Linked DNA regions of Homo sapiens: region 2 is linked to region 1. The links are chromatin loops, found by intact Hi-C in ENCODE. Cell type or tissue: endothelial cell of umbilical vein. All regions are shown on one strand. Each heading gives the region's core, and the rest is flanking DNA. Links, peaks and the distances in the headings are about the cores only.

Region 1 (5,456 bases), core at 259-5,258:
TCCCTTTTGTTGTTGTTGTTGTTTGTTTTGTTTTGTTGTTTTGAGACGGAGTCTCACTCAGCCGCCCAGGCTGGAGTGCAGTGGCATAGATCTCAGCTCACTGCAACCTCTGCCTCCTCGGTTCAAGCGATTCTCCTGCCTCAGCGTCCCAGTAGCTGGGACTACAGGTGCCTGCCACCACGCCTGGCTAATTTTTGTATTTTTAGTAGAGACGGTGTTTCACCATGTTGGCCAAGCTGGTCTTGAACTCCTGACCTCAAATGATCCACCCACTTCAGCCTCCCAAAGTTCTGGGATTACAGGCATGAGCGCCACGCCTGGCATTGTTCTTGTTGTTGTTACAAGGGCACCAAAAATCTACTCCCTTAGCAAATTTCCAGTACACAGTGCAATAGTATTACTATAGTCCTCCTGTTGTACCTTAAATGTCTAGACTCACTCATCCTATGTAACTGCAACTTTGTACCCTTTGACTCTACATCTCCCCATTTCCTGCCTCCTCCCTTGCCCTCTTTCCCCCAGCCCACCCTGGCAACCACTATTTTCTCCTTTATGTCATTGACTTTTTTTTTTAAGATTCCACATACAAGTGAGATGTGTATTTTTCCTTCTCTTTCTGGCTTATTTCACTTAGTATAATGTCCTCTAGGCTCATCCATGTTGCCTTTTGATTGGTCAGTTTTCTCACTGAAGACAAGTTCATCAGTTGAGAGTATGGATGGGGGAGTAAGTGTGGTGGCTGTCTAATTTGATTTTGAGTGGACAATTGTGTATAGTATACAATCCAAATGATGAGGAAGGACAAAGAGACAAATCTCTCTTCTGCCCCTGTCCACCAGCTACCTACATCCCCTTCCTGAGAACAACCAAGACTCCACCATCAAGAAGGTCTCTTCAAGCAAAGTGCCTAGGATGCACAATTTAAGGAGGCAGGTCTCAGGTGCTAACCCTCTGCTGGCATGACCCTGAGAGTGAAGGCCTCCTTAAATTCTGCTCCACCCCCCACCTCCCTCAACTCTGTAGTACTGGCACTGTTAAAGAGGTAACCCTGGAACCGTGCCTGGATCACACAGAGGCTCAAAAAGTGTTTTTTGGTCCTGTTTGCCTCATAGGTATCTTTTGAGATGTACATAAGAAAAAAAATAGATGCATGTGCTGGTGCAGTGCTATATAAACATGAGCTGATGCTAAATCACTATTGTAGTTATTCATTGCATTGCTGTTATTAGCAAAGATAATGTGTGTGTATACAATAGATATTATGGTTGTTCGAAGAATTTAACTGAAATAATGTATATCGCCATGTTGAAAGTAGCCCTTTAGGATTGATTTTTTTCCTAAATACGAAGTATAAACTTTGTTAAAGTTAAACAAACAAACAAAAGACAATGACCTCTGAGTGGAAGACTGACATGAAGAAAGCACTGAGTTAACTGAGAAGAATCCAAAGAATCATTGACGTACCTAGGCTTTCATCCTAGTCTGTCAGCTGAATTTTTACCCAGAATAGCAACTAAGAAAGTACTTAAACCTACTCTTGTCTTAATCTTCACAGAATTTTACTTTTTCACACATGGCTGTCATATCTTTATTCTGCTTCTTTGTAATATTAAAAATATTTTGCAGGAGCACTTTACCCAACACCTGTTACTGCCTTAGGTCAACAACTGGACTTACCTTAGGTCAGTTCCTCCTAGGATACCTGGAGCCTGGCCATTTCTGGGCATGTCCCCTTGTGAGCTGTGTGCAAGGAGCCCCAGAGTCCTAGAATCCTATGGGTGTAGACTGGTTTCCTTAGACCCAGCCCCACAAAAGAGAACATGAAACTAGAGAAATAAGCAGGTAGATCCCAGACCATGCCTACTCTGCTCAATAAATAGCAAAATAAAATAATAATAATAATAATAATAATAATAATGATTTATTTGAACATTGTAGATTTACTACCTCTTCTTTGCCAGTGTTTCATGAAATTTCCAGAGTAGAATACATGGCTTAAATAATATATTTCCTCCTCATTTATCAGACTTCTTGCACTCAGCATTGTTAATTATATTGTGGAGGGTGAGAAGCATGAAGCGTGGCGATATATTATGATCCAAATACCACACTAAATAAACATCTGGAAATGGATCATTTATAACACAACTGTTATAGGTTAGTGAGTGTATTTTAGGGTAAGCCGGGGAATACATATATAGCTTACAAAAAAATACGCTTAAAATCATAAACAAATGACCTACTTGTAGTTTTGTCCTCGTTTTCAGTAATAAGCCCTTTTCATGTGAATCCACAGTTGTCACTTACAAAGAAATGCTCTAAAGCTGAACTCTTTTATAATAGCATTATAATTTTAGACTGACTCCTGAGCTCCAAACCACTTAGAAACTTTTTACCAGCTCTGAAATAGATAGCAGGGTAATACTCATTTAATTCCTTTGCACAGTAATCTGATGGCTGAATATGCTTCAGAGATTCTTTTAGGGCTAGCAGGGGAATGAAATCAATCATAGTGCATAAATTACAAGAAAAGTGCTGTTGGTGTCAATTACCTAAGCTCTATGAATGTAAGTCTTCTAATTTCCTGTTAAATCAGTAATGTTACCAATCTTACTCTATTATTTTAAATAGGACTGTAACTGCAGTTGCTAGGAGTTGAATGAGGGCAGACAAATGTGAATAGTTAATGAGTCTCAGCAACTAATAGCAAGTTGAAGGTGTCAATAACAGGGATATTATAACATGACTCTCAAAGCTCCACCCTGGTGTCTACAAAAGAAGGTTTAATTCTTTCTTTTTTTTTTTTTTTTAATTTGTGCCCCTATACCCTCCCTAAATCAATGTAGTACACAGCAAATGCCAGGTGAATGTAGGTGTTCCTATTGCCATAGTGAGTTCCTACCTTCCCCCAAAGATAATGGCCCTGAGTTGGTACAGGAAGTCTTGGCTGCACTTTCCCTAGTAATCTACCCACCCCCACTGCTAGCGGCTGCATTTCACTGACTCATAGTTTCCAAGTATGATCAGCATGCTAACAGGAAAGATACAGTCACTGGGCAAAGCAGCAGCCCTGGAGCGCTGGCCAAGGCCTATCCAATAACTGCCACCATTGATGGCAAAAAGGAAATAAGGAACACAACAACAATGACACAAAAACCTAGAGTACAGGAACGTTTTAAGAATCAAACCCCTGCTGTTTGTCGTTTCTTCAGCACACCCAGTGCTTCCCAGTACACAACAAACTGGATGGGGGAGTGGGGTTTTATTTACCATTTGGCTATCAGTTCACGTCCTATTCTCTAAAAATAATAAAATTGGTCGATGGCGTTTCACACTGAATAATATTACAGGAATCAAACTGGCTGGGAGCCAAAGTTACGCTGAGGTTTGGCTAGGCCTGGATTTGTGTCCGAGGGTATCAAATACTGTATGATCAGGTTAGGTTTTGCAGTGCGTTGCAGACTTCCTCCTGTTAGGAAACATTCTCACAAACGGCACACAGACTACCCTATTCAGCCAGTACTTAAACAGGAAACCATTCCACCCTTCTGCTTTCCTTGGTAAAGCCTTATCTTTGAGTCAAAGAAATGTAACTTTCTAAATCGCCTCCATTCTTTTTTAGTTTGCATTCTTTTGTTTGTCAGCATTTTGCAAATTTGCAGGTATCTACAGTTCCCTAACCCCATTCTCAAGTGCCCTATTATCCCCAATTTCACTCTCAGAATACTTCATGAAAAAGAAGAATCCTATGACAAAGGATAACTATTATTAAGTCAATTGTCAACCCATCAGATGAACCAAATAGCTAAATTCTAAATAGATTTAAATAACCGGTGAAGAGCTCAAGCAAAGTCAGGTCTTAAAGTTATATTTAGTCACTTGGTCAGTTCTCTAACTGCCTAATAGGCATTCTCAGAAGAGAAGTTTGCTTTAGCACTATGAGATTTAAATGTAAAACAGAATAAATAAATAGATACATGGAATAGAACAGAATAGAATGGGAAGAAAGCAGCCCACGTCAACTCTAATACAACTTGTCACTATGGGAACATTTGTTAGAACTGAAGAAGATTAAGGCCAAGGAAACTGGCAGATCTCCCAGTACAGATTTCCTAGGCTAAGAAAAGGCCACAGCGGCCGGGCGCGGTGGCTCATGCCTGTAATCCCAGCACTTTGGGAGGCCAAGGCAGGCGGATCACGAGGTCAGGAGATCGAGACCATCCTGGCTAACACGGTGAAACCCCATCTCTACTAAAAATACAAAAAATTAGCTGGGCGTGCTTGTGGCCGTCTGTAGTCCCAGCTACTTGGGAGGCTGAGGCAGGAGAATGGCGTGAACCCGGGAGGCGGAGTTTGCAGTGAGCCGAGATAGCACCACTGCAATCCAGCCAGGGCGACAGAGCAAGACTCTGTCTCAAAAAAAAAAAAAAAAAAAAGAAAGAAAAGAAAAGAAAGAAAGAAAAGAAAAGAGAAAAGAAAAGGCCACAGCGATCCTATATGTGGCCCCAGTCTGTCTTGAATCATGAGTAAGGACACTGTCGTAAATTAAGCTGAAATATTTAGAATTATGACACTCATTTGACTGTATGAGGATTAGAGGGAAACTTAGAGGAACAAACTCAATTTGCACATATGGAATCTGAATCACAGTGAGATCCAGGGGCTGTAGAAGTCGCAGAACTTATTAATAATGGACTAGAGTCAGGATCCCCTAGTCCGCAACCTCTGGAATGTTCCACTGCCAGTCTAGCCATATCTGGTTTACCTTACAGATTATAAGGTACTTAAATGCTGATTAGTTATCTATTTTCAACCTCTGTGACTGTAAATGAGATTAGAAAGTTTGTATGATGGGAAATTCAATGGCGCATCATGTGATACTGAGAGAAGAAATGTGCTTATGATAAAATCCTTTCCGACACAAATAACTCTGCAAAGGTATTGAAGAGCGCTGGGTCTGTACACATTGTGATGTTATTATTAGCCAAGACTCTAGCTATGTTTATATATCCAGTCAGGTGCAAGGGAAAAAAAAAACCCCTCTAAATTCCTCAAGAAAGATTTACGTAGTGCATAGTCTTTCACTCAGAAATTGAATTATTTCTTGTTTTAATACAAAACTGTCGATTTTTATGAAATCATTTCAGAAACATGCCTTATCAGGGAATGTTGTAAGATTTTCCAACATCAAAAAAAATGCTCTGGTAGAATCATCATGGGCATTTTGAGTGGAAAAAAAAAAACTTCACAAACTCAAAAGCACTGTACTTAACGATCAGGAATTATTGTTGTTGTCACTGCTATTATCCTCTTTTTCCAGAAGGATCCTATGAAAGTTATTCAAAAATTTTGGGTGGAATGAACAGGTCTCAGATCACAGTAGCCTAGTTCAAAGTCTGAAGGTTGTGTGAGCTGTTGCTTGAATTTAAAAAGAGAGGAAAGGGAAAGGGTGAGGT
Region 2 (5,456 bases), core at 264-5,263, 110 kb after region 1:
ATACTTTGCTAATGACTTGTTTCAAATGATAAAGGATTAAAGTTTGTAAACTGTCGACCAAAAAATAAAATAGCAGAATCAAGGTTGACTGGGAAATAGTGTCATACTTTACTCATTTGCCTTCTGATATGGTAACAAACAAGCAAAATATGTTGGTGGCTTAGCACAAAAGAGTTTATTTCTCACTTACACCAAGTCATCTGAGCAGGTCAGCAGGTCACCTGCCCTCCTTACAGTGTCTTGATACACAGGCGCCATTGTCCCAAGGCAAGAGTTCAGAAAAGAAACTGTAAGATCAGGTGGGGCTCCACTCCTCAGCCTGAAATGATATGTCAATGATGCACTGTTTCCTCTCAGAAGTTACTGGCCAGAATTAGTCACAACTAACTAAGCATGGGATCTGAGAAGTGCAGTCTTCCATGTGCCCTAGGATGAGAGGAGAACTAGACATGGGTAAGCCCTAATGGTGGCTTCTACAGAAAGAGAGAAATGGATATTTCGTAGGTGCTGGGATTATTCATAACATTAGAAAGGCCTATTGAAGTGTGTCACACATTGACCAGTGTTGCCTTCAGTGTAGGAGACAAAGAGAGAGGAGAGGGAGGGATAATTTAAAATGTGCAGGGAAAGCTGGGTGCAGTGGCTCACGCCTGGAATCCCAGCACTTCAGGAGGCCAAGATGGGTAGATCGCTTGAGGTCAGGAGTTCAAGACCAGCTTGGCCAACATGGTGAAACCCCATCTCGACTAAAAATACAAAAATTAGCCAGGCATTAGTGGCGTGTGCTTGTAATTCCAGCTATTTGGAAGGCTGAGTCAGGAGAATCGCTTGAACCCAGGAGGTAGAGGTTACAGTGAGCCGAGATCATGCCACTGCACTCCAGCCTGAACGACAGAGTGAGACTCTGTCTCAAAAAAGGAAAAAAAAAAAGAATTGCAGGGAAAAGTTGTTACCATACCACCTTTCTGCTCATGAGCTGGAGAATTTGTAGTTTGTCATACACACATACAGAATGAAGAAAATTACCTCATCATGTACAAACAAAACATTTTAGATGGGGTAAAGAGCCAAATATAAAAAGAAACCTATAAAGGTATTTTCTAACACAGAGAAAAGCATGATTATTAACCTTAGGCTAGGGAAGCCCATCTTAAGCAACACAAAGTATAAAACCTATAGGGAAAAAAAGAGTGATTTTTTTTTTTTTTTGAGATGGAGTCTCACTCTGTTGCCCAGGCTGGATGCAGTGGCGCCATCTTGGCTCACTGCAAGCTCCACCTCCCGGGTTCAAGTAATTCTCCCGCCTCAGCCTCCACAGTAGCTGGGATTACAGGTGCAGGCCACCATGCCCAGCTAATTTTTCTATTTTTAGTAGAGACAGGGTTTCACCATGTTGGTCAGGCTGGTCTTGAACTCCTGACCTCATGATCCGCCTGCCTCGGCCTCCGCAAGTGCTGGGATTACAGGCGTGAGCCACTGTGCCTGGCCTAAAAGAGTGATTTTTTCACTATATGAATATTAAAGCTTCTCTTTGACAGAAGACACCACGAAGTTGAAAGACAATTGATATACTGGGAGAATATATTTACAACTTGTTCAACACAAAAAAGAATTAATGTTCACAATACATAAGGAACCCTAAACATTAAAAAAGACCAAAAAAGGCAGGGCATGGTGGCTCACGCCTGTAATCCCAACATTTTGGGAGGTTGAGGCGGGCGGATCACTTGAGGTTGTGAGTTTGAGACCAGCCTGGCCAACATGGTGAAACCCCATCTCTACTAGAAATGCAAAAATTAGCCGGGCGTAGTTGTGGGTGCCTGTAATCCCAGCTATTTGGGAGGCTGAGGCAGGAGAATCGCTTGAATCCAGGAGGCAGAGGTTTCAGTGAGCCAAGATCGCGCCATTGCACTCCAGCCTGGGCGACAGTGCGAGACTCCATCTCAAAAAAAAAAAAAAAAAGAAAAGAAAAGAACAACAACAACAAAAAAACCCCAAAAATCAATGCTCTGCAGAGGAAATACCAAAGGCCAATTAGCTTACAAAGAGATTTTTTACCTCAGTAATAAGAAAAAAAAATTAAAACAGCGATGAGATAGATGGCAAAAATCAAAATGATTAATAGGAGTCTAAGAAACACTATACAGAATTATACCAGGCCCGGCATGGTGGCTCACACCTGTAATCCCAGCACTTTGGGAGGCCGAGGCAGGTGGATCACGAGGTCAGAAGTACGAGACCAGCCTGGCCAACATAGTGAAACCCAGTCTCTACTAAAAATACAAAAATTAGCCAGAGTGGTGGCGCACACCTATAGTCCCAGCTACTCGGGAGGCTGAGGCAGGGAGAATCGCTTGAACCCAGGAGGCGGAGGTTGCAGTGAGCCGAGATCGCGCCACTGTACTCCAGCCTGGGTGACAGAGCGGGACTCTTGTCTCAAAGAAAAAAAAAAAAATAGACCTTCCCTTACAGTGATGGTGAGAATATAGATGGCAGTGCCTCTTTCTGAGGGCTATTTGTCAGTGGTTCTTAAAATGCATATTCTCTTCAACCCAGCTCTAGCTTTTTATCTTACAGAAATTTGTATGTACACAAAAATGTACGGGCAGGATATTCATTGAAGCATCATTCATAGTAGGAAAAAATGAAAAACCAGCCTAAATGCTCAACAATAGTGGAGTGTGAACTAAATTATAGAGCATCTATGCCATAGACTCTTACACAAAGCAGTAAAAAAGAATGAGAGGAATGTAATTAAAATTTCAGGAAAAACAAAAACAAAACTCCGTGAGAAAAGGTGCGATGCTAATATTTTTAAATGTGCCATGATTTTGAGCATTTGGTAGATTGGAACAGGGAGAATTCATTGTATTCATTCTTTGACTATTACCAGTGTTGTCATATTGGAACAATAGAGCAGGAAATACATCACATTGTTTATCTCTGCAGTGAATAATATTTACATAGTCATGATAACTTAAGTGCTGTTTATTACTTTTCATCTTTTAGAATCAACCTATAGTCCAAACACAGTGGCTCATGCCTGTAATCTCAATACTTTGGGAGGCTGAGGCAGGCAGACCACTTGAGCTCAGGAGTTTGAGACCAGCCTGGGCAACACAGTGAGACCTCATCTCTACCAAAAATTTAAAAATAAAAATTAGTCTGGCATGATAGTGTGCGCCTGTAGTCCCAGCTACTCAGGAGGCCAAGGTGGAAGGATCGCTTGAGCCCAGGAGATTGAGGCTGCAGTGAGCCATGATTGCACCACTTCACTTTAGCCTGGGTGACAGAATGAGATCCTGTCTCAAAAAAAAAAAAAAAAAAAAGAAAAGAAAAAAAGACAAGAATCGACCTATAAAACATTAAATACTTAAGGTTTAAAAGATCCAAAATGTTGGCCGGGCACGGTGGCGGGCGCCTGTGATGCCAGCTACTCGGGAGGCTGAGGCAGGAGAATGGCGTGAACCCGGGAGGCGGAGCTTGCAGTGAGCCGAGATCACGCCACTGCACTGCAGTCTGGGCGACAGAGCAAGACCTCGTCTCAAAAAAAAGAAAAAATAAAAAAGATCCAAAATGTTACCAACAAAAATTGTTGGGGCTGGGCACGGTGACTCATGCCTGTAGTCCCAGCACTTTCACAGGCCGAGGCAGGCAGATCATCTGAGGTTGGGAGTTCGAGACCAGCCTGACCAACACAGCAAAACCCAGTCTCTACTAAAAATACAAAAATTAGCCAGGCGTAGTGGCGCGTGCCTGTAATCCCAGGTACTCGGGAGGTTTAAGCAGGAGAATCGCTTGAACTTGGGAGGCAGAAGTTGTGGTGAGCCAAGACTGCACCATTGCACTCCAGCCTGGGCAACAAGAGCGAAACTCCATCTCAAAAAAAAAAGAAAAAAAAAAAGAAGAAAAAAAGTGTTATCAACCATAACAATAATGCAGTAAAAGTAACACTGGCATAATGTAGTGGGCTAGGAAGCAAGATGGCTTTGTGTAAGGATGTGCCAGATATTGCTCACCAGGGAAGATACAGAAGGAGCAAATAAGTCAGAGTAGAACTCAGCTATCATTAATACATTTGTATGCCTTGACATTCTCCTTTATCTTTATTTGACATTGGAAGGAATAGTGCAGAAACTCAGAGGACATTAAGGTGTTTTTAGGGTTTAATTTTAATTTTTTTTTTTTTGAGATAGGGTCTCACTCTGTCAATAAGGCTGGAGTGCAGTGGTGCGGTCATTGCAACCCCCTCTAGGATTCAAGCAATTCTTCTGCCTCAGCCTCTTGAGTAGCTGGGATTACAGGTGCCTGCCACTACACCCAGCTAATTTTGTATTTTTAGTAGAGATGGAGTTTCACCATGTTGATCAGGCTGGTCTCGAACTCCTGACCTCAAGTGATCCACCCGCCTTGGTCTCCCAAAGTGCAGGGATTAGAGGCATAAGCCACCGTACCCAGCCTAAAGTGTTTTTAAATAGTAAATAGGTAGTTGGCTATCAGATCAAATGTTTTTTCTTTTATAATGCTACCACTTTTAGCTATGACTCAAGACAGTTGGCTTTTTGGTAAGGATAATAATATATTATAATTGGGGCTTAAGAGATAATTATATTAGATAATTAAATGCTCTTTAAATCATATTAGTGTAATGTTACTTTTCTGTTTTTCTCATTTGGTATTATATTAAATATTATAGAAATATCAAATGTGTTACTTTAATAGATATTGATCTGAATGGGGAAATTAAAGAGGGACACTGGATTCTTTACATGGATATACTTGGGAACATTTTAAAAATATCTTTTAATGATGATTCTACTCTACACACCTAAAATGTAAAATAGACAAGATTTTCCAGATAATTAGATTAAAAAATACATTCACAGGGATATCAAGATATTTAGGTCTTTGAGGGCTTTTTTTTTTTTTTTGAGACGGAGTCTCACTGTGTCACCTGGGCTGGAGTGCAGTGGTGTGATCTCGGCTCACTGCAACCTCCGCCTCCCAGGTTCAAGCAATTCTCCTGCCCAGCCTCCAAAGTAGCTAGGATTACAGGCACACACCACCACGCCTGGATAATTTTTGTATTTTTAGAAGAGACGGGGTTTCACCATGTTGGTCAGGATGGTCTCGATCTCTTGACCTCGTGATCCCCCCGCCTTGGCCTCCCAAAGTGCTGGGATTACAGGTGTGAGCTACCGAGCCTGGCCCTCTTTTTCTTAATAAGTAGAAATTTGACCGGGTGCTTCCTAGCATCCGGAGGCTGCTGGAGACTCTGCTGACTTCAAGGGCTGCCCATCACCAGTAACAAAGGAAAAAGCCAATGGTGGTTGCCATCTCTCTTCTGCCTTCCAAATCTCTCACCAGTATATCTGATTGGCAGAACTCAAGCTATGTCTGAAACTGTGCTGGCAAGGGAGTATGAGACATGTTCCCAGATTTCCAGCCCCTGCAAA

Evidence for each region. Hi-C counts contacts between places; a loop is a spot of excess contacts. Peaks named below come from ENCODE experiments on the same cell type or tissue, not always from the same donor. Only the 100,000 strongest peaks of a DNase experiment are listed, where the experiment ranks them.
Region 2: it touches region 1 in a loop (6-fold over the local background); 4 of 110 quality-filtered maps call a loop at or near these places.

What each region holds. Positions count from the first base shown.
Region 1 is chr3:177,343,361-177,348,816 of GRCh38, reverse strand. No RefSeq gene overlaps it. Among named protein-coding and RNA genes, the nearest start is that of LINC00501, 52 kb to the right of the region's middle. RefSeq lists enhancers at 2,729-3,246, 3,767-4,286. In endothelial cell of umbilical vein, for the core only: no CTCF peak of the experiment used is centred there; DNase peaks (open chromatin) are centred at 3,026 and 3,396; H3K27ac peaks cover 2,612 bases.
Region 2 is chr3:177,231,790-177,237,245 of GRCh38, reverse strand. All of the region lies in intron 2 of LOC107986053 (a long non-coding RNA gene), which reads right to left. Among named protein-coding and RNA genes, the nearest start is that of TBL1XR1, 37 kb to the right of the region's middle. In endothelial cell of umbilical vein, for the core only: no CTCF peak of the experiment used is centred there; a DNase peak (open chromatin) is centred at 2,895; H3K27ac peaks cover 830 bases.